4 separate regions of the Mus musculus genome follow, and regions 1, 2 and 3 are each linked to region 4. Evidence: chromatin loops called from intact Hi-C (ENCODE). Cell type or tissue: heart. All regions are shown on one strand. Each heading gives the region's core, and the rest is flanking DNA. Links, peaks and the distances in the headings are about the cores only. Region 1 holds the start of Gm6416 (predicted gene 6416). Region 2 overlaps Parp8 (poly (ADP-ribose) polymerase family, member 8). Region 3 overlaps Parp8 (poly (ADP-ribose) polymerase family, member 8). Region 4 holds the start of Parp8 (poly (ADP-ribose) polymerase family, member 8).

Region 1 (7,802 bases), core at 1,888-6,887, 100 kb before region 4:
CTTGCCAGCCTTCACTTTATATCGCTGCAAAGCCATTTTTTCCATTCTATATGTCCATATAAATAATATAGAAATCACACACCACATATGTGTGCACAGTAGCTTCTTTAGGGATAACTCTGAGCTCCACACAGTACAATAGAATATATAAGTAGTTTATTTCTCTCCATGACTAATATACCATTGTAATATTGCACTATATATTGATATATTACCACCAATAATGGGATGATCATTTGTGGGCAGGTTTTTCTGTGAACATATATGCTCATTTGTTTTAGATAATAATTATGAGTGGAGTTGCTATATCATATTTTAAGTGTATGGTTAACTTTGTAAGAAACAGAGATAAATTGCCAAGAGTGATGGCTCACACTTTTGATCCTAGCACTTGGGAGTCAGAGGCCTGCACATTTCTGAGTTAGAGGCCAGCCTGGTCTACATGCAAGTCCTAAGCTACCCATAGCTACGTGATGAGATTCTGTTAAAAAATAAATCAAAAAGCTTTCTGTGATGATACCACTGTCACAAAATGGGGAATTGTTTCTAAATATAGCTAAACTTTCTGTAAGAAACATAACGAACACCATCTCCAAACTGTGACATGATACCAAAGGCCAGGGGTTCTCTGCCCGCCCAGTGAGAGCAGTGTTGAGAGAGGAATCCACCTGCAGGCTAAAGCTATAAAGAATACGCTTACTGAGGCTCCAGTGTGCAGAGCTCAGCGGCAGATCAAGAGGATACTGGATCTTAAGAGATGTGAGCAGTTTGAACTGGGAGATAACAAAAAGATGAAGGCCAAGTGATCCCCATCTCGGCTGAACGTTTTATGAAGACAATCATTCATGATATTATACTCACTTCATCTGGTTGCAGTTTGTCTTCTGGGAAGGGATAAACCAGATCTGTGAACAACAAAAGAAAAAAGAAATTAACAAAAGTTATCTTCTAAAATAATTGCACCCAGAAGCAATAGGCAAGTTCTAGCTGCCTCAAGCCCTACTCAACATTCTCTGCATTAGAGTCACACCACTGGAACACACACCGAAAGCAACTCCCTTACACAGAGTAAGGTTTTATTCTGGCTCACAGCTTTGTAGGTTTTGGTTGGTGCTGGCTCTGTCCAGTTGTTTGGGCTCTGGTGGTGACACAGCATGTCTTCAGGCAGTAGATCAAAACCATCCTCTCCTTGGCTATGCTGTAAAAGAGTACAGGAAAAAAAAATCCTAGCTCTTCACAGACCCTTCAAGGGCATCCTCCAACTGCTGGGAAGATCTCCCACAAGACTCTACCTCTTGAAGTCTGCACAGTCTCCCTCCAGTGACACTCTGGAGCCCAATTTCTTAGCACTCAGGCCTTTGGGGACCATTCCAAATCCAAACGATGCAATACTGTTAGTCTTCCTAATTATAGCCGCGTTTGTGAGCCTGTCATCTCCTCCAGTTTTAATTTGCATTTCCCTGCTGAGAAGTGACTTTGATCGGCTTCTTATTGGAATTTGTGTATTTTTCCCGTAAGTATCTCTTCAGTCTTGGGTCTGTTTTCAAATGGTATGGGTTAATAATGAAATGCTCCCCTTCTCACTCGCCTTGAACCTTGGCAGTCTGCAGACTCAAAATGCCATTTACAGAGAGGACAAAATTTTGAATTAGATTCATGAAAGAACCTGTTAGTAACAATTAGTCACTCCGTTTTCTGCCCCTGACTCCTTCCTCAAAGGGCTTCAGCCAGCTTGTGGCACACCATCTTTCTTTTTAGTTGGAGTTTCCATTGCTTGTGGGACTCCATCTTTCTTTCTTTTTTCTTTTTTCTTTTCTTTTTTTGTTTTTTTGTTTTTTTTTTTTTCAAGACAGGGTTTCTCTGTGTAGCCCTGGATGTCCTGGAACTCACTTTGTAGACCAGGCTGGCCTCGAACTCAGAAATGCGCCTGCCTCTGCCTCCCAAGTGCTGGGTTTAAAGGCGTGCGCCACCACCACCTGGCCCATCTTTCTTTCTATTTAGAGCCTCCACTGTGGCTCTATTCAGTGCTACTGTCCCTGACCACTTAAATGAAAACCATGCCTATCCTCTATTGTCACATCCACAGCGGTGCTCTTGAGAAGAGATCACATCCAACCTACTTTCCAGGGAAATCTCCAGCATACCTTACACCCCAGCTCACACTGAGGATTGAACAAATATTAGTTTTAAATAATTTAACCTCAATTACCCATGAATTAATAATTTGGAGGGGAAATATGTTCAAAAGTATTATTCCATATATAATTCTTTTTGAAACACTGTACTGTTGTTAATAGTCTGTAAGTGGGAATTATTACATAATTATTTACCTCAGTTTACACACACTATTAAGCCAGCATTTGCTAAATACTTACTCTTCTGTTCTCTACTCTCAAAATATGTAATAAAATATTTACATATAGCAATAAAAGTTAATGTGCCCAAGTGCAAATAGGCAACAATCACATAACACAGCCAGCAGTAACATGAAATAAACTCTAATTATTAAAGAGGAAGAAAATGAGAAGGGGGAAATCTCACTCTCGTGAATAACTAAGAACAAGGATCATTTTAAGATATGTAACTATCTCTACAGAAAAAGGTTGCATAATTTATACTTAATTAAAAAAAGACAAAGGTTGCAATGTCATTTATTTATGGAACCAAGTAACGTATCTATGCATATTTTCCAGACATTCAAATAGTACTCTGTGACTTCCCTTTTAAAAATAACTTTGCCTGACTATATAACATTATAAATACGATGCAGGTGTTATGTACAGTTGCATCTTAGAAATTAATCAAATTGTCCGAAGTTAAGCACCTAGGAAGTTTCTATTGTGTCCTAATTGTGAAGTATATACTTTGCAGGAAGAGGAGAGATGTGGCTAAATGGAGTAAGTTCATAAATTACATTCGGAATCAAGTCTAACTTCTGCACACATAAGCAGAGGAAGATCAAGTCCACATGGTCCTTGTCTCCCAGCCCCAGGCTGCCCCAGCTTACGTTTAAACCCTGCTGTCACTTGGGATAAAGCACACTCAGTCTCAGCCCAGTTATCTGTTGAGAAGCTCTTCAATTTTCGCAGTCAGGACATGTTTAATTTTCTCAATCAGTAAGATTGAAAAGAAGACATGTATCTTTTAGTCATCATTTGATTTCCGATATCATGTCTAGCCTGTTATCAAGTTGTTGTTTTTTAATTATGAGGTGAGAAGAAAGATTGGCAGTTATTTCTTACTTCCTTTCTTAAGCTTCAAGCCCGAAAGGGGAAGAGAATCCTAAACGTAACGACAATTCAATCATTTGCTTATCATGGAAGAAGGCACTTCTAAATTTAAAAATAGCGCTTGCCTAGAGCCGAGTTATCAAAATCTATTCCTGTCACAGCTACTAACTAGCCCTGTGTCATAAGACACTTCTCCTTTCCATTTCAGGTACCTGAGCGTGGCTGGAAAGCGGCTGATATTCTGAAACACCTTTCAGTTCTGAAGGTTTTCTTTTCTTTTTTTTTTTATGGCTGTCTTCCCATATTTATCTTTTTTTCCTAGTCTCCATTGCAACCAGTCCACTTTCTATTACTCCACAATTACCTCAGCACTTTGCTCCAAAAAAAAAAAAAAATCTACCTTTGACTTTACTGAGGATTTAGCTTTCTAAAATGTCACCAGAACCTTCCATTGGAATGTTTTGCCACACATGGTCAAGCCTTCTGCTTGAGCCAGCGCCATCCTTCTTTGGTGTGAGAACATGCAGCGTGCTTCCTCTTCTCTTGCCAATTTTTTGTTTATCATCATTCCTGCCTATCACGTGCACTTCTTTTCTTTGTAGCCCAAGAAATCTTACCCTACTCGTGAGTCACATTCTCTAAATCACTAAGATGGTTTATCTAGTGACTAATAAGGAAAGGCACTCTTGGCCCCCAAGAGACAGAGAAGCCAAAGGGGCACACCTTATGACGGATCTTCCCAATGTTGTGTTCCCTCTGCTGCCTAATGATGAAGGCTGTTAATGCTCTAACGCTAACTCATCTGCGCTGTGCAGGCCACCAGCTGAAGAGTGGTGAGGCCTTACTGCTCCTGTGCGGAAAACTACCGTCTCTAAGAGATGATCATGATAAACATATAAGAGATGAGAATTTGTTCGTGAATGCCTCAGTTTCCCTGGGCTGCAGTGGGATCATACTTTATTGTGTTACACACACCTCACCATATGTTGGCACTAGGTTGAAACCCAGATACCCAGTGTGGACCTACAGGAGGAGGCTCTCTGTCTTGTTTATACTTTTCTTGGTCTTATTTCTGCACCCCTCCATCCCTGCCATGGAAGGCTGACCCTCACAGGCACTATTACCATTCAGACATTTTGCAGAAGGACTTCTAAGGGAGATTTGTGAGCATATGGTTTTTTCCTGGTTTGGTTTTCTTAAAAGAAAATTATTTCGCTTATGGTTTCAAAGTTTATCAATCCGTATTTATGTGTCATTCTCTTATAAAATCTATCAAATGTCCCAAGCTATTACTGTTTTTTTTCCCTCTTCTTGAAGGTTTCATTCTTACAAGAATGGGTATTTTCTCCTTTCAGTGAATTAGCCCATAGTTTATTGACTCTCATTTCTAATTTTTACTTAGTCCTGCATTTTCTATTTCACTCATTTCTAGTTTTACATTTAAAATTTCTTCCTCTTTTGTTTACTATGTCAGTGGCTTTTTATAAACTTGAGCCTCCTTCCATAGTGAAGTAGGTCTGGAACTCACAAGATAGCTCAGGTCAACCTTGAACTCATGAGCAGTCTTCCAACATCTGTGGCTGTTTGAAGTGAATGCTACATTTTGTTGCTCTGCCTGTCTTATCCTTCAATTAGTGGATATAAAATTTCTATCCAAACATTGACTGAAAACTACCAGTCAGGGTACAGAGTGCCTTTATTGTCTATTGTCTATGATTTTCAAATACTTTTAAAGTTCCACCGAATTTATTTAGTAGAGTATCACCTAGCAATGCAATATGTTATTTCCAAAATTGCTGGGTATGATTAGATAGTTTTGGTTATTTGTTTCTAGTTTACCTTCTTTGATTATAAACTTATAGAACCTTTCTACGTGTATGTGCATACAAGCTTATGAGTATACATGTGTACAGGTGCATATGCATGTGTTTGGTGGCTAGAGGACAGCCCCAAGTGTCATCCTCAGGGATGCTGCTGACCTTCTTTGAGACAGAGTCAATCACTGGTCAGGATAGACTGAACTGAAGGGAACTGTAGGGATCCTCCTGTCTCCACTATCCTACCACTCCGATTACAAGCAGGGGCTCCCATGCCTGGGGTTTTCGCATAGCCTCCAGGAGCAAAGCCCACTCAGGTCCTCATGCTAGAGGTGTTCCTCCTGCTTGAGAGGCAGAAGTGCTTTAGCAGCTGAGCTCTGAGAATCGTAGTCAGCTTAGAGATTTTAGCCAAACCCTTAATTTATATGAATGTCTAAAATCCTTACAAAGCATAAACCTTCTGTTTGTTTGGGGAATCATGCTCTAAAATATGTGTCTGGCTAGAGACTGTTAATAAAATTTAGCTATTTTAATACTTTTCTTCTATCTAATCTATCACTTTCTTAACTAGTCCATTGAACTATTCCAAGCAGAATTATAGATTGGGAAAGTTTTGTCCCAGTAACTCTACCAGTCTGTAATTTTGATTTATCTGTTGCATAGTCCTGGTTCAGCAGGCTTGCATTGTAATTGCTCTATTTTTGTTAATTATTCACTTTTCTGTTAATATTTTTCATCACTTTCAAGAATACTATCTTCTGTCTTCACCTCAGGTCCCATGCTCAACATGTCGGTCTTGAAAACTTGGGTCCCCGCTCCATGCAGGTGCTGAGGCTTTATGTGCCCGTGGCTTTCTAGGTGACAATCCCAGGAACCATGTGATACATTCCTTCGTTGTGTCAGGCAACTCCACATCTAAACCCTGGGCTTTGTTGTTCTCTCTTTTAAGAATCTGGATGGAGAAGTAGGTAAGTAAAGACAAGGAACATGACAGAGAGATAACAGACTCATATATACAGAAAGGGGATGTCTATCTATAGTGCAGCATACAGGGGAAGAGATGAGAAGTGCACACAAGATTGGATGTTTCAGTATGTGTTCTCTGCCATCTTGTTTGTGAGGTCTATCAACTGTCAAGTAGAAAACTTGACTATTTGCTCTTTTTTTTTTTTCTTTTTTTTTTAGGATTTATTATATTATGTATGTGAGTACACTGTCACTGTCTTCAGACACACCAGAAGAGGGCATCGGATCCCATTACAGATGTGACTGCTGAGAATTGAACTCAGGAACTGATCTGGAAGAGCAGTCGGTGCTCTTAACCACTGAGCCATCTCTCCAGCCCAACTAATTGCTGTTTCAATTCAAACCTTTGGGTTGCAAATATGGCTTTTTGATGTGAAATGAATTTTCTGGAGCAATGTAGTCAGCATCCTGCTTGCTCTGCTGTACACATAGCCCTAGAGGTTACAAGCTTCTAGTTGCTTCCCCTGGAATGCACAGCTCCCCTCTAGTGATGCTCCTGATGTAGTTCTGCAGGAGGTCCTGCTAAGTGCTTACTGCTTTTAGAAATGGCACCTGGGCTGGTGCCCAAACATGCATTAAGAGGGAGAATGGTATTAATGTGCCCTTAAAAAACATTTTTTATAGCCTAGCAGGAAGAAAAATCACTTTGTTCTCATAATTTGCTTTATGTCTTCTTATTATCAGTGTTAATTGCAGTTTTCTAATAAAGTATTTATTTAACCTCCATCAGTTTATTTTCTTCTCATAAAATTTATTCTTCCTGGAAAATTTATTTCTTCCTTTCAAAATTCTATATAATTTAATTAAGAGTTTTGGACGAATAATCAAAATAACTAATGGCGGAGACATTGCTGAAGTGGGTGGCTGAGACACTCGTTAGTGTAATGTCTAATTTATTTTCTTTCAGTCTATTTAGACTTTAAAATTCAAGCTCTTTTTCTTTTCTAAAAGTAAAGAAGTCTTAAGAGGTCTAAATCGAGCTAAGCCAGACACATCCACTTACATTTTTAACAATTTTGCCTGTATTTTGACAGCTTTTCTTCCTTCACCATTCAGATTATAATTTATGGTTTCATTTCACAGCAGTTAAATATTATAGTCAGTTTTAGGGAGTGAAAAAAGTATCATAATCCGGCTTCCCAATACTGTCATCCACGAGTCATTTGGAAAATTTAGGAATCTGTCCAACTAGATTTCTCCTAACACATGTCTATGTCTGTGTACAGTGCTAGGACTATCAATTCTTCACATTGGGAAAGCGATAAAACAAAATAAAATGAGATAATGAAATAGGGTATCAAGTGAAACACGAATATGACCATGCCACCTGAAGAACTACTGATGCAAATTTATTTAAATTCATCTTATACATTTCTACCAGTACTCTATATAATACAAATTGATGAAAATAAATCTTTCACTTAGGAGCAAAGAATTAAACACAAAATATATTTTGTTATCAATTATAATCAGTTATTATAAATTACAAAATTTGTATTGTTTTAAATTTTTATTTATTAGTGTGTGCACAAGCATGTGTGTGTGTGTGTGTGTGTGTGTGTGTGTGTGTGTGTGTGTGAGATGTGTATTTGTGAGTACAGGTGTCTGCAGGCCATAGTGCACTGTGGATGTCAGAAGAAAACATCTTTTTTAAAAATTAGGTATTTATTTCATTTACATTTCCAATGCTATCCCAAAAGTCCCCCACAAGCTCCCCCACCCACTCCCC
Region 2 (7,802 bases), core at 1,074-6,073, 82 kb after region 4:
ACTCCTTTTACTACGTTTTAAAAATGGTAGCAGTTTACATAAAAGCTTTAATGTGTAGTACACCCCTGACACATAACTTGCTAATTAATGTTGAATTGCTATAGAAACTACAGAAAATAACTAGTGCTTCCATTTTTTTAAACTTATTTATTTATTAAGTCCTCCTGTCTAGTGTTCCACTGGGTTTTGGCTCACACCCTAGGGAGAGCTGCAAGGCGCCTGCTACCATCATTTTGTAGACTTGAAAATGTGAGTCTCAGAGATTGCGTGATGGTGACATCCAAAGCCCAGTCTACTTCTTCACATCACAAGAGGCTCAGGAAGGCACTGATGGAGAAGTCTCACACTCACTGTGTTTGTGGTGATTTTGAGTATGTGCCACGTGCGGTGGCAGGCAACGTTTTCATAAAAGTTTAAACACTCCCTTAGGTAGGGAATTGCTATGGTATTACATTCAGGAATTTTGAGAACTATGATCTGTGCATCCTTCCATCTTCAAAATTACATGTTGGGTGGTATGCCATCATGTCTTGGCCCTGAGTATTTGAGAATCAATAGAGTTGTTCTTCCCCTGAGGTCTGGAGGAGATTCAGTGTCGAGGTCAAGAAGTGTTACCCAAAGGAAGGAATCTACTCTTTTGTCTTGGTGGTCAGGGAAGTTTGTGAGGAACTTGGCCTGGGATTGAGTCGTAAAGGAGCATGAGGAGTGAGAAATACATTAGGCAAATACTGCTTTGTGAGAGTAGCAATAATCCTTCCTGTGTAATCTGTGTGTCCTGTGTGTCTCCTTTTAAAACATTGCATTGTCTCATACGTTCTCATAACAGTTGAAGTGGAAGACTACTTACTGGTGATCACACAGCACAGCTCACTGTGGCAGAATGTCAATTCAGGATTCAGATCTATACAATCTGGTGTGTCCGTGTGCACGTGCGTGTGTGCGCGTGCGCAGGCAGGGAGAGGGGGGAGGGAGAGACAGACAGAGATATCTCAGTTATGATACAAATTGAAACGTTAATCTGTGAGGCAGACTAGAAAAGAGGAAAATTACCAGGACATGGGAGGGGGAAAGCCCTTCATTTAGGATCCTGATTAAAGCCTCTCCCCAGCTGAGTGTGGAGACTTCCAGCACAATTAATATCTACTATGTAGACTGCCTATGATGAAGTCAAGGATCCTGCTTTTTCTGGGGGGAGAAGAGGAGTCAGTGATGTCCCTGCAGCCACCACGGCCGTGGAGCAATACCTGTCACCAGCATGTCTGTAGTGTAAATGAAGTGTGGGAACAGCCCTAGCGCCTTGTCTCACTACATGCTGTAGTTGTACTGACGGAAGTAATTCAGATGTGCGGGAAGGCTCTTTCATTCAGAGTCCCCCGGAGAGAAGGGAGGGGAGCCGTTCTTCTCAAGCAGTATCTCTGTAGGTGTATATCTGTAGTACATATATATTTATTATGGAAACACGCCTCATGGTACCAAACGTGTTTCTTTTACAGCATCGGAAAATAACTTCTTGTTTTACAAACGTCTACTTTCTCCTCTTGCTGAGGATGCTTTGAACCACAGGTCTTGCCTCTACCTCCCACGTACTGGGATTCCAGATTTGAAAATATTCTTAGGGTAAGGATGTAATTCAGCTGGCAGAATGCTTGCCTGGCATGGCATGTCCCAAGCCTGAGTCCAGTCTTTGGCACCACATAAAACTGAATGTGGGCACATGTATGCCATCTCAGCACACAGAGTTGGAAGTAAGATCACAAGTTCAAGGCTATCCTTAGGTATACATGGAGTTCAAGGCCTGGGCTATGTAAGACCTTGCCTTGAAAACAAAGCCTTCTATCCTACTGCCTTTTAAGTTGGCCTAAGGTCAAAATCATGCATGCACAATACAATACTTGGGAGAGTTGGCTCTTTAGAATTGCATCATTAGTGTACATGTAAGTATGTGTACCACAGTGTGAGTATGGAATTCGCTCTCATGACAGCTTCTCTCCTCCCTCATCCATGTTGGTTCTGGGGATCAAACTCAGTTTGTCAAGCTTGTATTGTCTGGTGGCCTGTGCCTTTACCTGCTTAGTTATCTCTCTCGTCATCCCTCATTTGTTTATTCTAAGTAGGTTTTTTTTCTTAATATCTGTGTAGTTAGATTTTTTTCCCCACTTCTATAAAAACATTGATATTATAAATTATAGAATTGTGAGACTAATAAAACAAAAAATCTCAAGTGGACTGTGGGTTTATGGGATCTTTGTAGCATATTGGTAGGTTAGGCTTGATGGAAATGAGAGATGTTCGTCTCTTTCTGTGTGGGTGCAGGTACTGTAAGTCTGTATGTCAGTCTTTAGCGGGAGAAATAGTTTAAACGCCTAAGGGAGCAGCCAAATGGCAGCCCCCTTTACATTAATATGAAATAAAATGATTTGACAGCTAGAGGGCAAATGATGAGGTTTTAGAAATTTGTCAGGATTTATAAATGAAAAGAGTAAACTATAGGCATGTGTGAGATGTAAGGTCTAAGGTTCACTGGGTCAAGCCTTTACTAACTGATGTTGAGGGCCTTGTGTGTCTATGTGTGCTCACAAACCTTAGTGTCACTGTCCCTGTGACAGCTGTCAGGCGTCTAGGGGACACTGCCAAGCACAACTCAATCTACCATTTGGAGCTTTTGAGGCAAGGTTGGAACTTCACAGCGAAAGAGCTGAGGGTGCTGTAATGAGCAGTTATCTAGAGCCAGGCAGAGGGTGGACTGAACCCTGGAGGCAGCCCAGGGAAAACCAAAGGGGTGAAAACGTTTTCTAAAGTTTGGAGGAGTCAGAGCTGAAGAGTAGAACAGGAAGGTTTGACTTTGTACAGGAGATGCAGTTCTACCCTCAGGTCCAGATCTAGGGTCTGAAGAGGAGGGTGAGGTGAACGAGGCCTTGGGTCTCTATGTAGCTTAACACAGTTGTGATATCGTATTGACGGGGGTGATGTAAGAGTACTGATGAAGTAGGAAAGTGCACTAGAATCTCCTAATTGTGGTGTTACACAGCGATCACAGCTAGTGACTGGGGAAGAATAGGAGAACACTGGCCTGTTGTCATTGGCAAATGCTTCCTTGGGAAATGAAACATGATAATGAGCGAAACGGTGAATGTTGTCGGTCTTGAACGGGATCAAACAAGCAAACCGTGCTCCGAATAGTCCCTAAAGCACTTGGGGTGAGCCTGGGGTGGGATCCAAGGATAGGTCCATTTCCCTCGGCAGCACCATGGAGGCAGAAGCCCCATGCTGCATGGCAGCAGCGAGGTGGCTTCTGCTGGTGTTTTCAGCGTCTCATGTCCAGGTGAGCAAAATAGTTTGGGATCTGCATTGGTTTCTGCATTTTGCTTTTCCTCGTGTGAATTCTAGAAATCTGATATAACCATGAAAGCTGAGAGCTCTCGAGCCTCTGTTATTAGAAAATGTGCTTCAGATTTCAGGGCAGAGGCAAAAGAGGTAGCACACAGGACAATCCTTGTTGGGTTAAACCTGGGGTCTTGTGGAGGAAAAAAAAAGGAGAGTTCAGGACCTAGGAATTTTGCTTTGCAGATGGCCCCGTAGTGTTAGGGGGTTTATTATAAAATACAGGTATTGCATTCAACACCCATGACATGTCTCCTAAGATTCCTTTACTTTCAGTCTGTTCTCACCTCTATTTTAAGAACCTGTCTTCCATTACCTCCTGTATTAGCTACCTTTCCCGTGCTGTGATAAAACACTGACCAAAGCAGCTTACAAGAGGAAGGCTTCATCTGGCTTAAACGGTTCCTGAACACTGAGAGTCCATCACGGCAAGGAGACACAAAAGCAAGTGGCAGTTATGGTGTCTGTCACAGTTAGCTGACAGCTCACATCTTGAGCTGCAAGCACAGAGGGTCACAAAGTCCACCTCCAGCGGCATAACTTCCTCTAGCAAGGACATACAAAATGCACCTCCCCAAAGTGCCATGACTTGGATACCAAGTATTCATACACAACTTAAATACGCTCATTAAAACCACCACACCCCGTGCTATTCTTTTAAGGTTTTTTAAAAAAAAAATATTATTGTTTATTATTGTTATTTTGAGCCAAGGTCTTTCCCTGTATTCCTGTCTTGTTTTAAATTTGATCACCAACTCTGTCATCTTCCTACGAAAATTAAATAGTTTTCTTAAAGTTGAGAACATTGGAATGAGGAGTAAGTTTGTATCTTTGGCCTCTCCATGAGAGGGTTCAGAAGGAAAAGGAAATAAGGTGCAAATGATGAATTTAAATGCAAGAATGACCCTGGGAATGGTTCCAGTCATAGGACTAAAACCCAAGTGTAAGGTGAGGTGTCAGTGGCGGAACATCGGATGGCTCCTTTCGGATGGCCCTCTGCCTGTGCTGCAGAACGAAGTCTTTCCTCAGGCCAAATACTATCAGAGGACTTACGCAAGTAATAGAAAAAGATTAATGGATTCCAGCTTACACTTCTGACCCGAAGCACCTCAAGCTATGGTCCACATATAGATTATACCAAACAACATGTCAACCGACCCGAAGTTCTCCGACAAAGCTTTTTAATGTATTCACAACACAGCCTCGTCCAGGACTATGAGGGCATTTCCCCCCTGAATCTAGAGATTGCTTCAGGGTTTCCTCCTGTCATCTTTTATTTTGAGTTTGCCAGGACAGCACTTGCAGGGTGTATAGCATTCACTATGAACAGCACAATCCAGCCCTACTCTGAAAGCTACTTAAGCTTTGATCTCGGCCTCACCCCACCCCACCTTTCCCTGCCCCCCTCCCCATTTGGCCCTGCCCATTAGAGCCTTGAGCTTAATCATCCAAGTCTGCTCTTAGTGGACTGTTTCCCTTAGCATTCTGCAAAGCTACAGACCGAAACTGATTAAGATTTTACAGGCCTGGTGATTTTCCTCCTGGTATTCACCCAAAAATCAAGCTTTAGGTCTGGGAGCTGATGAATCATCCTGCAAGGCTTTTGTTTTCTGTTTGATGCTTGAAAAATTAGGCATGCTCATGAACGTGGGACTACCCCCTATAATTACGAGGCCATTAGCCCCTTAAAAGTAAAATTGTCGGTGTTAGCTTTAGTTTCTGATAAATGTAATATATTCTTTTTCTTTTCTTTTTTTTTTTTTGCAAATCAAATCGAATTCTCCAGAGAGCATTCATTCATACAAAACTCCTGTTAATTTTAGTGCTTGAGGCTCATAATGGTAATACACACTTAATCCCTGCATTGTGGAGATGGGCGCAAGTACAAGGGTCAATGTCCAAAAGTCTCCCTGGGTTACATTGTGATCTTGAGGCCAGCTTGAATTGCCCGAGACCATGTCTTCACAAAACAGCATAAGACGAACGGAAAGAACTGGAGCTGGGCTAAGGTTCCTGAGCTGTTGCTGAATAACTGGCAGAATAGTGGGGCCCTCCGTCAAAGCATCAGAAGACCTGGAGAGCGTGGACATGGAACCTCCAGTCTTTCTGAACTGACACTGAAGCTGATTTTGTATAAGTGACTTTTTCTCTATTACCTAGGTAGTCAGTCTCCAAACAACACCAAGGCTCCTGCTAGTCTATAACAGGCTCCCAGCCTGGACAAAGACAGAGGAATGGATTAAGGGTTCATTTGACATTTAGACATTGATTTGAGCAAAAATGAGGTCGAGTAATTTGGGTTGTGACCATGGGGTGGTGGAAATAGATTCAGATTGGAATTGGGTATAATTGTCCAGTTGCCTGGGCTCTCTGTCATCTAGCACTGCCTCATTGAAGAGGCAGACTCATCAACAAGGATTTCATTGCTCCGTAGTAGATTCCCACTGTGTTAGCAAGTGAACCACGAGAGAGTGAGCTTGCATTGGGTCACAGTGTTTATTTCCCTACCAAGATTTAGGTACCAGTGGCGTGGATATTTTACCTCCTTGGCATTTGACTCAGGGTTGTGATTTCAGTAGCTGGGGTTTTGACTGGGCTTAGCATCTGCCATTTGGTCTCATTTTATCATTTCCTCCCTGTATATCCCACTAAACCTTGCTCTTGTTTTACTACTACAATAGGGTGGTAATTTGCGTTTTCCTTGTTTCCATCTTGGGTAATTTTTTTTTTTTTTTTTTAGATAATAATTCACTGTCATTCTTACTTTACAGTTGTGTAAATGAAAGCACACACACTCATACACACACATTCATGTCACACTGGAGATGACAGAATTGGAGAACTGTGAAAGAACTGATTGGACGCCTGCATGGAGCTTGGGGCATTAAGATGAAGGGATGACAATAAGTGCATAGTTCCTGATTCTGATTATGTAGTACATATGTGTCACATGCATGACAGAATGACACAGAAGAACACACACTTTAATGTCCGTTTCTTGGTTTAGGTGCTCTTCTATGTAGTTATTTCCAAATTAAGAAGTAAACGATTGGGCTTTATACTGCCCAGGCTCTTCCTCTGTGTTCATTACTTGTTATTATGCTTCTGTGGGTTAGTCATCCGTGTTATCTCCTTTGATTGTTCTGCTTAAATGTGATTTCACATTAACATGATTGGCTTCTTGACTTACTAATTGAGCAGCAAAATACCCTTCACGAACAGTAGCATATCTTTTCTGTACAACTCCCCTAACCCATTTAAATGCCTACTGTTGTCTGACTCCTGGGTATCATACACTAAAACAGTTGGCCATGGACTGATATAATTCAATACGGAGCTTGAATCTCAAAGGATTTGCAGTCTTCTGTATAGACAAAGAAAACCGAAGAAATAGGTTATCTAAATGTCTATCATCTGAAACAGATTTGTAGAGGCATAAGGGTTCCTGAGAAAGGACTGGGAAATTGTTTACATATATTTTAACTTTCTTTCCTCCCGACGCTGGTCTGTAGTCCTCAGAATTGATAGCATTTTGTGTGTTATAATGGATTTGAAAGAGTGAATTAAGAAGAATAACTTAGTTACATGCATCTATCATCACATTAATTTTAAGTCAAATGTCTTTTTTTTTGTTTCTTTGTTTTTAAAAAACACTTGTTGGGGAGCAGTGTTAAAAATAAATGCTGGGGTTGGGGACACAGCTGGGTGGCAGAGAGTCGAGTGTGTACAAGGTCCTGAGGTCTCTCCTCAGCAACAGACACTTTAAATTCTCTAATGCAGTACTAACTCCAGAACATGCTCTCTCGTATGGAAAGAAAACTTGGGAAAAGCAGAACCAAAATATAGTTTCTCATTGTGAGGAGCTTTCGCGTGCTGCTGAAATGAAAAGACTTGTTTATACGGAGAGGGAGATCGCCATCAGGAGAATAATGACTGTGTCAGGAAGGACTGGGATGACCTACTCACACTCAAATTCACGTCTGCGTGTTTCCCGTAGCCCCTTTAAATCAGCCTTCTGGTCTGTGTGGGCAGTGTGCTTACACTTGTATTTGTATAAATAGATGGGCAACACGGGGTGGGCTTTTGTTGTGTAAAAGCACGACTCTTTCCACAGTGACTTAAACCTTTCTCTCTTCCCTGTCTTTGCAGTGTATCCTACTCCGTCCACGTCTCAGAAGACTACCCAGGTATGCTTTCCCTTCAAGTGCCTATTAAGCACTTTTGACCTTGTTGTTCTTCTGGGGATTTGGAATATGCATTCTTGCACAGAACCATGGAGCACTGGCAGGGGAGGCGTAGAGACAGAGGATGAATCCTGATGATTTTGAGATTCTGAGAATTAACTGCTAAAGAAATGTTTGACAGTATCTTCATAACAAATTGTGAATAGTGCTTATTTTTTAAAGTAAACTCAACACAGG
Region 3 (7,802 bases), core at 865-5,864, 72 kb after region 4:
GCTGCCTTCCAACTTGCTGTGTAGCCCTCACTGGCCTCAAATTCAATATTATGTCAGCCTCTCAAGTCCTAAGTTTGAAGGTATCACTGCTGGTTTCTTATGACCTTTACTGCCAACCAACGAACCAATAAACAAGTCAACAAAAAACACTTTTCAGATTTTAAAATCCTTGATCAAGTAGTTCCTTTTTAGTAGCTCTTAAATTGTCCTATGAATGGTTGCCTTTAAGAACATTATCACAATTCTTGAAAAATGATGCCCAGAAATAGATAGCAGTATTTATTGTTACATCCGTAACTTCACAAAGAAGGGACAGGAATTATGGCTGTTGAATCATTTACCCAATGGCCCATCAGTTTATTGGCTCACAGGTTCACAATTTGTGTGATGTATACGAAAGCAGTTTGTTCATGGGTGTTATCACTTGTTAACAATTTAATATATTTTTTTCTCTTGTTCCATCTCTGATCATAGGAGGCTTCTTTTCCTATCCAGTTATGATTACTTATTTTCTCACCGGGTCAGAGACCCTACATTCCGAGCAGACGTGGCTCCCACGCTCATCCCCTGTTTCCTTCCATCTGTTTCTTTGCCAGCGTCTGGAGAATTTTCAGACACTGCCTGCCCCCTTTCCTTTTCAAAGCCTCCTGTTAGCGGCTCTGTCCACATAGACGTTTCCCGACTTTCCCATAGTCTCAATGGTAAGCAGTAGTCTTCGCCAAGGAGGAAGGGGAACATGATTTGCTTTGTTACGGAGATATCTGTATAGGTATCTTAATGGAGCCTGTACTTTAAATGATATTTAATCTAAGCATCATGAAAGTGATCCAAAGGTTTTGACTGCCTAGCTTCAGCTTCTGTTTTCACAGAAGGATTTATTTTTGACCTCACCGAGATGTTGATCTTCTTATCTGTCGGTTCATGTGAATGTCGAACTGTCTCCTCGTGGATCTTTTTTTGGGATAGAGGGTCGAGGCGGGGAAGCCTCATGGGGAATATTCATCTTTCCCCTCTGTTGTACTTGTAGCTCAGTGGCCCTGCTGAGAACAGAAGGGAAGGCTTGGGTGGTATAGATGTGAGATGGTTGTCCTTCCCTTTGGTCTGTCGCCAGCAAATTCTGTCGTGAGGTCTCTTCATGATTACAGGGCATTGGTGTGTTACTGAAGACCCCACCATCATTTCACACTTATTGTTTGAACTGTACTTATTGTTACATAAATTGATTTTTCTCTTCCTATTTCATGGCCCTAGAACTACATAGTTTGTTCTCAGATCCTGTCTCCAGTATGAGAGCGTGTATTTTCTGTCTCAAAATAACTGATAAACTAAATGTTAGGTAGGCATCCTGTGGTAAAAGGAGCATTAACATCCACATCATTAGACTTTCTTTATATTCTGTATTCTGAGAAATTTCTTCATTGAATTTTCTGGACCTATAGGTAGATTTGTCTTTGGAAATAAAAGGGTGACTTTTGTGGGTTTTAGAGCTTTCTCTGTTTCAGTGAATTTGTGCTGCCAAAATCAAGGCTAGCAACACATGGGTTTACTCTAAGCGTGCAGTATGTAAAAAAAGAAGCTGAGACAATGGAGTAATTTTGCTCATCTTAAAATTTAGATCACAACAAACATGCTGAAATTATGCAAAACCAACTGCCAGAGTAATCTATTCCAGAGTAAGGTTAGTATTATTCTAGAGTCACAAGGATCATCAGAATTACTACGTGCCATGGTTGATTGTTATGACAGAACGTCATCTTGGACAAAATGATGTGATAATTATGAGGGCCCCCTCCCCTCCCCCTCCCTTCTCTCCCCCTCCTTTCCCCTCCCCTCTGACTCCACAACCCAGGTTGGTCATGGATTGTAGCTCCTGCTTTAGCCTCTTCCGTGCTGAGGTTCCATGCAAGCATCAGCAATACGCACCTGCAGGAAGGTCTTCATGTGCTCCATGGCTTACTGGGTGCTTCTCTGCAGAAATAGGGCTGTAATTAGATTCCAGTCTGTTCCTGCTCAGCTCCCGTTGGAGCCTGTTAGAACAATGGATGTTCTGTAACTTATTTTATGCATATTCGTATGGCTTGCAAATATTGAACATCATGGCTTTGAATTACGCCTTACGTTTGTTAAGCATTTATAATGTTACAAATGCCGAGTGTAGTGTTCCTCATGATTTTGGGCATGTCGAGTTATAGATGGCTAGATTTATAAACAGAAGATGTGGCTCTTTTGTCCTCACTTCACATTATATAGTGTAATAAAATTCTGTTGTCATGATTTATTTCACCTATGCTCTAAATTAAGCTCTGTCTTTTCATCTGTTCCTATGAGTAAAAAGTAACTGAAAATCAGAGTAAACATGCATAGCATCATTTGGTTTAGGTTATTTTATTTTCTGCAAAGCATAAAGTATATATTTTTTCCTACCATGATTTAGGAATTATTAAATGTCATGGCAAAGGAGCTATATGTTTTCATATTTGGAACACCTTTTAGGATATATGTATGTCTAGAACCTGGAATACAATAAGTTATACAGAGAAACTAGATCTCATCAGGGAAATAAGCATTATTGTGAGTAGTGGTCTCTGAGGGCTGGCAAGATGGTTCTGTGGTTAAGATTGTATACACACTACTCTTCAATAGTACCCAAGTTCAGTTTTTAGCATCATAGCAGGTGGCCAAAAAAGGCCTGTTACTCTTGGCTACCTTCAGTACCTGCACATACATCACACACATGCACACGCACACACACACACACACACACCACAAAGTAAAAATCTTAAAAACAGTTAAGTCAGTCAATCAACCAATCAATCAATCAATCAATATGGTGTTTCAGGAAGGTTTGAGATGAGGAAAGGTATGTTGAGACAGATTATCACTGTGTGGATCAATTTGGTCAGTGGAATAGAAGCTCTGAATCCCTAAGAAAATTTAGTACCTGAAGGATGAAATAAAGATTCTCAGAGTATATTAGTTATACACTTTCATGTGAACTGTGGAATGTAATTTTTGCATTAAATTTGGTGTTTTTCCCTATGAATATATTTAATAACTATTAATAAAGTATATTTTAAAATGCTCAATAAAGAAACAAAAGATCAAAAAAGCAACAACCAATAAATTACCATCCCATCCTCCAAAGGTTTTCCTTAGTCTCCATTGCAGTAGACATTCATGCAGAGTGTATCTTACATACTGACAGCTTTGACCTTACACCCTCTGTGTATAACAGGACATTGCTTTATATATTATTTTCAACAGGAATGCGGCTGTAACCTGATTCAGAGTAGTTTCACTTAGCTTGTGGCTTTAGCGTTTTTGTTGTGGGTATACTATTATTTAATCAACTCTGTGAGCATTTTTATAATTTTTACTTTTCCAAGCATAGAAGTGGGCCAAGGAGAGGATTCAGCCAGGAAAGATGCTTGCTATCAAGTTGAAGACTTGTGTTCAATCCTTGGAACCCACACAGTAGAAGGAGAGAATCAACTTTCACAAGGTGTTCTCAGACTTACACATCTGTGCACTTACATCTGTGCACTTACCATGCACACACACACACACACACACACACACACAAACACACAAGAAAAGGTTTAAAAAAGAACCAAAGTACTTTAAGTAGTGTCTTCTGTGTTTCCATGGTTGATCTACTCAGTTTTGAACCCGAGTTAATCTGAATAAGGAGTTATTTAGTTTGGATTCTAGATCTGTGTTACAGATGCTGCTTACATGGTTCACATGAGGACGGTAGCTGTAGACAATTACCGAGGTGTGCATTTTCTAGCACACAAATGCATTTGTAGTGCCAAAGAATGCCTCATATCCCTACCAGTTTCTTAACAGCATATGGCCAGATTTCCAGGTGGAAAATACAGAATTTTGTCAATTTTCAAATTAAAGTTTTTTCTTAGATTATTTCTCCTGTGATAATCAGTAATTTTTTTCAGACAGGGAGTGGTGGTGCATTTCTATGATACCAGCACATTGGAAGCCAGGCTATCGAGTAAGGCTGTTCTTCCAAACATCTAAAAATCAAGTGTCATCATCATCATCAACAACAACAACAACAACAGCAATAAAAAAAAAAACCAACCAAAACCCTAGCATAGAAGCAGGCAGGTCTTAATGAGCTCAGGGCCATTCTGGTCTACATCTAGTCTTGCAAGTCTACTTTTAGCATATCGCAAGCAAGCAAGCAAGCAAGCAAGCAAGCAAGCAAGCAAGCAACCAATATTAACCAAAATGAATCAGTAAATATGAGAACCAAGGCCTGGAATATGCATGTCTGCAATTGTGGAACAACAGGATAAAATTAACTTTTCAACATTCTCAAAGGAAATCTTAGATTGGCCGTTCCTTTCTGTCTTTCTGGAGATAGCATCTCACTTTACCCCTTAGCCCAGGCTAGCCCTGAACTCTTGCTCTTCCTAGCTTAGCCTCCTTTATACTGGCATGTGGATTTCACAAGCCCTTATTATTCACATCTCTGAGGTAAGAAAATAAAAGTAGGAATTTCCCCAACCACATTTCACCCCCAGCATCTACATGATTCATCTTATGAGAGCTCACATGTTTTCCCAGGTTTCTTGACTTGTTCCCTTCCTCTTCAGATTGGGAAACTGTAGGGGAGTTTCGAGGCCAGTTTTCTTGGGAGAAACTGAAAGTATGATTTTAAGAGGTTCGGTCATTACTTCTTAATAATTGCTTTTCATTCCCAATTAATTGAAAATTATCTTCAAGCAAATTGAAGGGTAAGGGTATAAGGTAACATTAATTATAAAGTCAACATATCCTTATAGGATGGGAAAGCTCATCCCGGTTGAGCCAATGAAATTCACAATGTTGAACAAGAAGCAAAAACCATCATGAGGAGTTTGTGACTCAAGTGATCAGCAAAAATCAGATGTTTCAAAAGGTTTCACAGTAGCATGTAAAAGCTGTGTCCACAGAACTTAGAAATAGCTTGAAAGAAGTTATATAGGCTCTTTCAGCTATACTTTGGAAAACAGTACCCAAGCAGCAGCAATATCTAAAGGGATCTCCACAACTAGATGTCCCGCACCAGTTAATTCTGTTCCGTGTTGTCCTCCTTTCCTTGGCTCTGAGATCAACAGTGTATTTTCTGCTTCTTACGAAGAGAAGCCTACATGCCAGTGTCCCACTGAGATGCACGTCCAGACTGTTGTCAGAGTCAGAGTATTGTCAGAACTTGCCTCTCCCTTCCTAGAACCACACAGCTTCCTGTCTTGGTTGTTTATGGATTTGAGGCATTGCATAGTCACTTGCTTAAGAATAAATTGTATTCATTAATTGAATGCTCATCAATTAACTTCATGATCAAAATATGTCAGTGTAATTGTACCTTTCGATTTAGTCTTGTGAGAATAAAACATTGTTTCCAAAGCTTAGTGAACAGTAAAAGCATACTTGATTTTAGTAAGATACCCTCCCCGCCTACCTACTGATAACTGATCTAGAGACTGAGAGCTGCAGCTCGCCCCGTCGGGTTGATGTCTTAACCTGATATCAAAGACTGCATTCCAGAAGGAAGCAAGAGTAGTGTTGAGGAGTCTGTGGCTATCTAATACCAGCTCAACACACACAGGTCTGGAAGACTGACTCAGAGAGACAGACATTTGTGGTCCTGCATTTTTTTTCCTTGTAATCTATCTACTTACACTTTTTTTGAAGTTCTTCTGTAAAAGTTCGGAATTGTATCACTTGAAACTCTAAATTGAGGCCCTTGGTATTACGAAGATCATATGCCCCAGTACAGGGGAATGCCAAGGCCAGGAATCAGGAGTGGGTGGCTTGGGGAGCAGGGTAGGCGGGGAGGGTATAGGGGGATTTGGGGATAGCATTTGAAATGTAAATGAAGAAAATATCTAATAAAATGCCTTAAACATTAAAGTACAAAATGATTAGAAGAAAAATTAACTCGTTACTATATTCTACATGTCAGATTCAGTAGGCATTAGGCATAGCATGAAAATATAGTTAGTATTCAATGCAAATTAGGATACTAAAAATTAGACATATTTAAAAAAATATGTCTGTAAAATTCAGATGGTTTCAGTTTGGCAAACAAAAATATTTCCTGCTAGCTTAACACAATGAAAAGAAAGTCATGGTTCATGAGTTAAACATTTAGAATGAAAGTTGATGAGGGATCTTTCTCTGTCTGTGAACTTTTCTACAGTCTCTGTCCCCCCCCCCCCCCACACACACAACAGCCCCCGTGTGCACTCATGCATGTAGCCAATGTATCCATGGATTAGCTTGCTTGTGGGTGTCCTAAGGCTCTAGCAGATACAGAACTTCCTCATTCCCATGCAGGACGAATGAGTGAGTTATTTCTTGCATAATCATTTTCTAAAAGTCCAAGCTGTGCTCTGGACTAGCCACCCTGAAGCACGGAACAAAAGCCTTTGGGAACCCTGTTAGCAAAGAGGTGTAATATGCTTTTGTTTTATGTTTTGAATTTAAAGCGTGTGTGTGTGTGTGTGTGTGTGTGTGTGTACAGAGGACACTTTGTATGTTGGTCTCTCCTGTCTTTACATAGGTTCAAGAGATAGAACGTAAGTTGTCAGGCTTGAACAGAAAGCAGTTTTATCTGCCATCTTACTTTGTTGTTCTTGTTTGGGGTGGTGGTTTGTCCATTTGTTTGAGAAAGAGAATTATATAGCCCTGACTGGCTTCAAGCCACCATGCAATACAGCATGACTTTGAACTTGTGACCCTTCTTTCCATACCTCCCGAGTGTGCTACCACATCTAGGTATAGCACGTGCTGAGGATCAAACCCGGGTGCTTTTTCTTCGGCGGCATTGTCAGCTCTTGGGATCTGTTGCTGATTGGCTTGTTCAGTGAGCTTTCCTCTCCTACCTCATGAGGGGAATTTTTTTTCATACAATCTTTAAAGAGAAGCTGGGGAGGGAAAGCAGTGGAGAGATTTTGAGGAGACCTGGTGTTATCTGTGCCTATGGAATTTTGTTTCTTTTCGGTCTTTAATGTGAGGCAGGGCAGGGAGTGGAGAAGTCATTTTCACTGATGGAGTCTCATCACACAAGCAGCCTTCCTCTGCATATCATCCTCCGTGTAACCTGCAGACAGCACTCAGCAGGAGATGGTATCTCCTAACCAAATAAGCAGCAGGCAGTCTAACTCACTTATATAGAGCACAGTTCAAGCTCAATACAAGCTTAATACAGGCCATCCTTTGTCTTTATGTGTGGTGTGGTCTTCAAGTTTTGAATGATTGTTATTATTTGTAAAGTCATTTTGAATGTGTTTATTTATCATTGAAAGACAAAAGGATTTGTAGGTTATAAATAAACACTAATCGCACAAATATAGTATTCTCCATGGTAAGTGAGTGACATTCTTCTACTTAAATATACTGTAGACTTTTGCATGGAACTAAATCATTGTAAAAATACTAAAGACAGAAACTCGGCTGTTTAAAGACAAAACGACAATGTGCATCACTATTAATTACCAAGAAGAATGTAGGGGCTTCTGCATTCATAGACCTATGGGAGAAGCAGGTGGGCGTGAGTCTTGCAAATGGGTGTGTAATTTCCAACGGTGGCTGCTCTGGCTGAGATCCACAAGCCTGGGGAGAGATAAGAAAGCATTTGTGAAAACGTCACATTTGAGCCAAGATCTCAGAGGCAAAAGTAATGTCAAGGAGGCAAAACACAGAGAAAATTCCAGACAGGGACATGGCATGCTCAAGAACTGGGTCTAGCCTAGGAAGAAACCAACCAACAAAACCCCAAACCCACACAACCCAAC
Region 4 (7,802 bases), core at 925-5,924:
GGATTATCAGCCGAGCAGCCAGCCCAAATACTCGCATCCTAGCCATGTGCCATTCCGAATACTCCTGGAGGCTTTAGGAAGCTTTACTGCAAAGCACCACTGCTCCTTGCCTCTGGGATGGAAGAAGCAACCCAGCTACCAAAGTGAAGCGTAACTCTTAACTCCTAACCTCACGGCCTCGGACTCAAGTGTTTCAAATAGCACTGGATCTCTTGCTGCCTCACGCCTTGGTAAACTCTAGATAACCTTGAAGCCTTCTCCACCCACTATCAGCTGGAGACTAGTTTCCCTAGTGATCCTCAGGCCTGCGATTGGTGCCCACATGGTCCCGTATGAGGGAGGAACTGCCAGGATTGGTTCATACATGTGCTTTTCTTTCCTGGCTATATAATCAGATTATTTGGCTCACTTTATTACAACGTTAACCCTTAGTGAAGTCTCTTCAAGCAAGGCAGCGAAGGGAAAGCGAAGGCCTTGGGTGCTCTGTGGATGAGATCCCCAGAGCTCTCAAGCTTCAAGGGATATGGATCTGAGCAGCTACAGGCCTCAGACCAGTCTCACAGTGACCTGTCTCTGTAGTTAGGTTAAGGATCACTGTGTCCAAGGCCAGGCTCAAAGGAGAGCTTTAACCCTGCAAAGCCCCACCTAACTGCTGTGGGATGTATGCTGTCTTCTGCCGTCACTAAAGGCTGTCGGAAACTGAGGATTACAAGAGGAAAAGCGTGAGAATACAGATGATGTTAAAAGGCTGGATATATACCATAAGCCTCCAGCCTGAGTGTTTCCAGCAGTCAGTCTCTGCCTTGAAAAGGGTTTGAAATTCTAATACTCTTCTGGGCGTGTCTGTTCAGCCCCTAGGCTCCAGGGTACTGACTCAGGCTTGCCAGCACAGGAAAAGCTTCCCCTACTCACTATTCCTATCGGGAAGATTAAAAGGTTCCGGACAACATGATTGATAACACCTCCTATATTCCAGACACTGCTTGGTCTTAGAATGCAAAACAATATACCTATGGTCTGCCTGGGGGACACTTCTCAGAAACGATGCTAAAGAAAAGAGCTTGGTGGAGCGGGTTCAGGTTCCTTGCGGCAGAAAAGGTGGACCAACCATCATAAGCTTAAAGCAGGGCAATAGAGAGCGGACAGTATGGTTTTCCTTGTTGCGCAAGGTATTAGGGCTGGAGAAACTTTCCCTTGCCTCAGCCCACAGAAGGCTGAGGTTTTGAATAAGACCCAAGCCAGGTATCCCTGACTTAGGGAGTCCCCTCAGGCCAATTTCTTATGAACAGAGCTGGAAAGGAAGAACAAGAGTCTTTGGAGTCTAGAAAGGGCTTCATTTTCAAAAGAGCTTCTCAAACCTGGGACAAACAAACAAACAAACAAACCACCCTGAGAAGCAAAAGCAAAGCAAAACAATAAAAGAACCCCCATCACCTCACCACCAAAAAAGAAGGCAATAAGGAAATGGGAGAGTCCTCCTAGAGTGATCTCCAGCCTTTCTCCCTTTGCCTGATGTGATTACAAGGAAAGACTTGTTCACTTTATTTTTAATTCGTAAAGATTTTTTTTTCTTTTCCCCCTCTTTCTTCCTCCCAGCCACTCCGGCTTGGGTTTCCATATGACTCATAATTCCTTCTGAAAGTGGAGTCGAATTCATAAAAGTGGTGGAAAGAGGAGGGGTGGTGGTGGTGGTGCGGGAGAGGCTGGGAGCTCCAGGGAGTCTTCACTACCTACACTGTCACTCAGCTCCCGGCTCGAGTGGCAGTCGGGGGTGGGGAAATCCAGCCTGCGCGGATGGCGGATACTATTAAAGCCCCAGCGGCGCGCAGCCGGGCCCGGTGACCCGCGGCGGGTGCGGGAGGGTCTGCGGCTGGCGGGCGGCGCTGCAGCAGCCTGGGCACGGCCGCCGCCCGCGGGCGCGAGTGTGCGCGGGTGTGGGAAGGCCGGCGTGCGGGCCGCGAGGGGTGTGCGCGCGTGAGTCGGAGCGGGGCTCGCCCCTCTCCGGCGCCTGCCGCTCCACAGCTGCCGATCGCTCTCCAGCGGTCCCCGGCCCCCTTCGGGCCCCTCGTTTTCCTACGGCCGTCAGTCCGGGCGGGGGTGGGGGGGGAGGGAGAAAGTGAGACTCCGTGTCATCACCATCCATTGTCAGAACAGGAGGAAATTGGAATCCAGCAGCGGCGAGCAGCAGCTGGGCGGTCACATCTGGGAATGCAAAGCCGACCTCCTCCTCCTCCTCCTCCTCCACCTCCTCCTCCTCTCTCACCCGGGATCACTTCCGAAACCACTTCGCCTTCAGCCCCTGCCTCGGCCAGAGGTTTCATTTTTAACTGAATATTTACGAAAGCTGGAAGCGTGCGAGGGGGGTGGGGTGGAGTGGAAATAGCGGCTGCTTCTTTTCCAGGGATTTATTTAATGGGGATGTGTTCAAGGCAAGAGAGAATTCAGAAGGATATCGACGTCGTGATCCAGAAGTCAAGAGCCGAGAAAGACTGCCTGTTTGCAGGTGAGTTCTTGCCTCTCGGATCCTGGGACCAGGAGTCAGCCTCCCCTCTGTCTACCCCCATTGCCCAGATTTCTGACCGCGACGCGTGTAGCTTGGGAGTGTGGGGCGGCAAGTCCCCATTCCGGGTGCATTTGGAAATAGCTGCAGCGGCGTGAGCTGAAACCCAAAGAGGAGGGGGGCACGAGCCACCCCCCTCCCCCCCAAAAAACCCCACCAGGCCAGGGCAGTCTCCGGCTCCTGGGGCAGGACCCGCGCGATCAGAGTGCAGGGGCCGGGCGCTGGGTTCCAGCCATTGGCGGTGCCCAGAGCATCCGAGCTTTGCCTCCCGGCTTCGGCAGCCGTGGCCGAGCGGGGCGGGCTAGAGCCCGGCGGCTTTGCGCCATCGGCCGAGCGGCGGCGGCCGGGAAGGGACCGGCTGCGCTGCGCTGCGCTGCGCTGCTCCCGCCAGGCGCCGAGGCCCCGGGAGAAGGCAGCGCTGGGCCGAGCTCCCGCCCCCTCCGCTGCACCCGCTCCTCGGCGAGCGCGCAGGACACCGCCCCGGGGAAGGGATGGATGGATTCCCGGGGTTCCCGAGCTACGCAGGCCCAACCTGGGGGTCGCTTTGCGTCCATCTTTGCTCCCCGTCCTCCCACCCCCCCATCCAAGGCCGAGGGCAGTTCGGGCTTCGCAGCCCGAAGCCTGCCAGGGGCTGCTTCCGGCTGCTTGGCTGGGAATTTCCCGCTGTTGCCATGGCACCCGGCACTTGTTGCGGGGGGCGGCCTCCCGCTGCACCCCACGGGGTGCTCCGCATCCCCTCCTGCACCACCCTGCTGGCGGCCCCTAGCTCTCCAGCCTTTGCTTCCCTCCCCATCGGGCCTCCTAGGCTCACACAAAAGTGTAGGTTCAAGACAGAATTGGGGTTAAAAACAACACATGGGGTGGCTTATAACACGACTTTCCGTTTCAGATTTCAGATACTCAGACTCCACCTTTACTTTCACCTACGTTGGCGGCCCCAAAAGGTATTTATGTGTATAGAGTTGCTTCATTTCCTGTTCACACGCTTGTGTTTCCTTTGTTCCTGGTGTCTTCCGTGTTTGGGTATTTTTTTGCTTGTTTGTTTAATCTTGGGACTGCTATCTAGCTGCATTCCTCGCCAGTTGTCTCCCGATTTTATATAGAAGAGGGAAAATAAATATGTTTGAAGTTTTTTTTTTCTTCTTAAGCTAACAGAGGATGAGCAGAACTCCACATAGTGTTCTGCTTCAGTAGTAGATTGCTCTTTAGGCGTTCTGGATTTGACACAGGCGACACCGTGCAAAATTGGTACATTGAGCATGGAGTGAAATATGTGAAAGACATAAAAAGATGTCACAAAATAGTTTGATCGCCACCAGTGCTTATTTTGCCAACGTGTCTCTTTTTTCCATTTTCCTGAAGGTTGACATAAACACGTGGTCTTCCCAGTTCCCCAGGCGTTTTTCTTTTTTCCTCCGCAAAGGAGTGGTTATTTTGGTTTTCACATTTAGTTGTAGAAAAGATTTTGGAGAGTTATATGAAGCTGGCGTGGATGGCTTTTCCTTTGGGGGAAGAGATGCATATTTTAGTAGTCAATTGTCAGGGCTTTGATGCAGCTCAAAGGCAATTTTGAACGGAGGAAGAAGAATTTGCATCAAAAGTTTCTACACCTTGCTTTCTTCATTTTTGTGGTTTGGGTTTTCTTTATCCAATTGCTTTTAGAGACAACTGGTTTAAAAGAGCTGGGGCTACTGACTTAGTCTGTGGAGACTCTTCACCCTAGTGCTGTTGTTAGGAGTCCACATTCAAAATAGCTTGACCACCTTCCAAAATATCTCTTAGCTAATGAAAATATTTATGAATATGGAAATGGCAAAGAAGCTCTGGTCTGTAAATATCTTTTTAAATGTGTACCCTTAAAATACTTAGAGTTTATGTTGCGTCATTTATCTCATAATAAAATTTTAGAATGGTTATCCTATACCCAAATAAAGTCCCAGGATTGGCCTCACGTTGATTGACTAGTTGAGAATGTATCAGTGAATTATTAAGCTTCATTGCCTTTTGGGGGAGAGAATAAATTACATTATTTCTTAATTTCTGAGAGTACCATCATTTTTGTAATTATGGATCAAATTAAATTAGAGGGTGTTTGATTAAATTAACACTGCTGCTACACTTAATATCCGAAGGACATTATCATATGACGGATGTCCTCTTGGATAACTATAAGGGCTAAAACATTCTTTGTGTCAATTGAAATAATTCCCAGGCAGTTAGGTGGAGTCAGTTGTCCCCTTCCTTTAGTGGATTGCGGGGATAGGGATATCCTAAGTGGGCTTTTCTTTGAGGTAGGTAGGTGTGTGTGTGTGTGTGTGTGTGTGTGTGTATCTTTCCTCTAGCCTAGCCTGGCCTAGAACTCACAGTAGTTCTCCTGCCTCAGCCTTCCAGGTGCTCTGATTTCTAGTAAGACAGTTGTGGTCTCAGTGTCTGTACCAGGAGGGGCACACAATGACTTTAGTTGCTTACATCTGTTAGATGCTGCAGTTAAGATTTTTTTTTTTAATTGGCAATTCCTGAGCTGGAGGTGGAGAAGTTATGAATGTCTCCAGGATCACGTCTAAGGTGTTGGGATGAATAATTAACTAATTAAGATAACATCAGTTTTCCCTGTAGGAACAAGTACCATGACTACTTTTAAAGTGAGAAATACTTCCTTTGCTATGTCATTCTATTATGAGGTGATGTTTTTCTGTTGTGCCTATTTAAGTATCTGGAGCTTGTGTGTATAATAGGGAAAGAAAATTGGTAGAGCTCTGTGATTGCCTTGTTTTCTCTGAGGCTGGTTCTACAGCACAACAAATATACAGTTGTTTAATACAGGACAATAAGAAATCTATTTTTTATTTGTATAGTGGGGCAGAGAGTTTCTCAGAAATACATTGCTTTCATTAGCCATATTAGAGACCCACAGTTATTATCCACTTCCCAACCCGACATAGAGACCAAGTGTTTATAATTAAAATAGCTTTGCTGGATTCTGATTTATTTATGTATTTTAAAAATTGATTTTGATCCAGTCCCACTGTAATCCTGGCTGGCCTGGGATTCACTGTAAAGGTCACTCTGGCTTTGGACTTGGTGTTTGTCCTGCGTTTGCCTCCTGAGTGTTGGAGTTGCAGACGTGACCAACTACACCAGCTCTGTCTCGATTTATTGTGCTTATCATCTTATAGTACTGGATTAGTGTTGTCATGGCAAATAAATTAGACTTCTCCATTGAAGGAAGTCTTCTACAGAGAGTAGTGGGTGAATTGATTTCAGCTGCTATTTCATTTAAACCATTAGAAATATTTTTCAATTCAAGTTGTAGATAAAATTTAACATACCATTTAATCGTACCTAACACTTTCTAAGAATGACTTACATGCCCCAAACATTATAAAAGGTGATCACTCACATTACTATTAAAAGAAAGAATTCAGAACCTTCATGTTTGCTTTTGTAAACTTTATGTGTCTGTTGATAACTGGAAATGCAAAGAGCTGGTTTGATGGTTCGGCCTGAGCATTGGCCTTATACATAGGGGCAAAGTACTGGTTAGTGTTGGGCATCCTGCCTTGGTGGACCGAACTGAGGGGTGAGGATGAAGAGATACTTGGATCAAAGCTGGAAAAGTTCGTGGGGTCCCTCTCCTCACTTTCGGGTGTGTGGAGGCTCAGAGACGGTTCAATGGGCATGGCAAGGTCCCATTTATGCAGTTAACTGAGGAGTGCCAAGGTGTGAGTCCCCGTTCTGCCACAGTGCTGAGGCATGTGCTGCCTCCTGTACGTAGGCTGTTTGACCTTCCTGAGGATGCAAACAGAGTCACATAAACAGACACAGCAGACCACAGAGCTGAGCAGACACTTGTAATGTTTAATGTCTGTTGGTTGGGGGAAAGGGTGTTAAATATTGTGAACATTGCTTTTCCAGGCATCTACCCCCACTTAACATTTGTTCAATACATAATACTGTTTAACTCTCTCATTCTAGCAGTGGTCCTTTAACAGCCCCTATCCCCACCCTGAATCCCAGTGCTGCTTGATTCCAGACGTTTGCTAAGAACAGATCTCCTCTGTCCACAATTTAGAGTTCATGCAAAAAAAATCATTTTTTTTTCTAGTACACTTTTTCATGCTTCTGATCTTTTGGCATTTTCTTTTTCCTATACGAAGTAACAGGACATTCCTTAAAACCTCAAAGGACAGGAGCTCCGATTTTGCATCTTGCCTGTGGTCAGACATAGAGTTAGTGCCAGAAGAAACAGAAGGGATAAAATGTGCAGGCACCAGATAACGGGGATAGGAAAGCTGACTAAGTCTTTGGGGCCAGAGGTTATTAAAGTTCAGGGCAGAATGGAGTGCAGTCAGGAGTGATTGCCTGACTGCAGATTGCTCTGGGAATTCCCTGAACTTTTAACCATGGAAAGATTGTGACAAATAAAACATATGTAAGAACTTCCGTAAGAACTTCCGGTTGTTAGAAGTTTCGAATGGGCTGGTGAAGTGGTGAAGCTGGTAAAGGCACCTGTCACCAAGCCTGATGACTTGACTTGACTTGACTTCAGTCCCTGCACCCACCTGTCCCCTGAAAGTGTCCTTCCAGCATCTCCTGGCTTGTACCTGAGCAGGTGTGCGTGCACAGGTGCAGAAAAAAATAAGTTAAAATATTTAGAGAACAAGACATGCAGAGGAAGAAGAAGAAGGAGGAGGAGGACACCAAGGAGTTCCTCTGACTTCTGTTAATGTATTAGTTTATGCTCTTAGAATATTTTTATATATATATAAAATGCACACATCCAAAGACTGGATTACATTCTTCTGAGAGGTCCCATTTCTTTTGTGTGTCGTCTGTGGGACTGAACACAGCATCTCCGTGCTGGGCGAGCATCCTACCACTCGCCTGCATCCCTCCCCTTCTTTTAATTCTCCATATTAGTGTTTCACTGTGCAGGCTAGACTTGAACTCACTCTATAGCACCAACTAGTCTGGCCCTTGTGCTATTCCTGCCTCAGCTCCCAGAGGAGCAGACATCACAACCTTGGGTCACTGGTGCTGGCTGAGAGGTCACGGTTTAGAACGTAATTAGTGCTTTTCCTTTAGAAAGGATGTGAACATAATGAAATGTTCGTTAAATGGAGGTATTTCCAGTCAAAAAGTATGACGGCATCTTAGGGATTATAATATTTAAACGGAGTATATGCTATACCTAAAATATCAACACCTGGGAGTCTGAAGTAGAATTATAAGTTCCAGGCCA

Evidence for each region. A loop is a pair of places that touch in the nucleus more often than their neighbours do. Peaks named below come from ENCODE experiments on the same cell type or tissue, not always from the same donor. Only the 100,000 strongest peaks of a DNase experiment are listed, where the experiment ranks them.
Region 1: a loop joins it to region 4, with 2.9 times the contacts of the local background. A loop is called at or near these places in 5 of 42 quality-filtered maps.
Region 2: it touches region 4 in a loop (2.2-fold over the local background); 8 of 42 quality-filtered maps call a loop at or near these places.
Region 3: a loop joins it to region 4, with 2.0 times the contacts of the local background. A loop is called at or near these places in 7 of 42 quality-filtered maps.

Annotation. Positions count from the first base shown.
Region 1 is chr13:117,123,553-117,131,354 of GRCm38, reverse strand. Gm6416 (predicted gene 6416) reads right to left here and starts at 1,330. Exons shown (of 4, transcript NR_046023.1): 1 at 1,293-1,330; 2 at 1,091-1,198; 3 at 862-905. In heart, for the core only: no CTCF peak of the experiment used is centred there; no DNase peak of the experiment used is centred there; H3K4me3 peaks cover 523 bases; H3K27ac peaks cover 1,329 bases.
Region 2 is chr13:116,938,510-116,946,311 of GRCm38, reverse strand. It overlaps Parp8 (poly (ADP-ribose) polymerase family, member 8), which reads left to right. Exons shown (of 27, transcript NM_001081009.2): 4 at 7,531-7,568. Among named protein-coding and RNA genes, the nearest start is that of Parp8, 83 kb to the left of the region's middle. In heart, for the core only: no CTCF peak of the experiment used is centred there; no DNase peak of the experiment used is centred there.
Region 3 is chr13:116,948,270-116,956,071 of GRCm38, reverse strand. The region is part of intron 3 of Parp8 (poly (ADP-ribose) polymerase family, member 8); the gene reads left to right. Among named protein-coding and RNA genes, the nearest start is that of Parp8, 73 kb to the left of the region's middle. In heart, for the core only: no CTCF peak of the experiment used is centred there; no DNase peak of the experiment used is centred there.
Region 4 is chr13:117,019,877-117,027,678 of GRCm38, reverse strand. Parp8 (poly (ADP-ribose) polymerase family, member 8) reads left to right here and starts at 2,148. Exons shown (of 27, transcript NM_001081009.2): 1 at 2,148-2,314; 2 at 2,402-2,503; 3 at 3,450-3,504. The coding sequence starts at 2,413. In heart, for the core only: no CTCF peak of the experiment used is centred there; DNase peaks (open chromatin) are centred at 2,058, 2,268, 2,648 and 3,298; H3K4me3 peaks cover 2,842 bases; H3K27ac peaks cover 2,494 bases.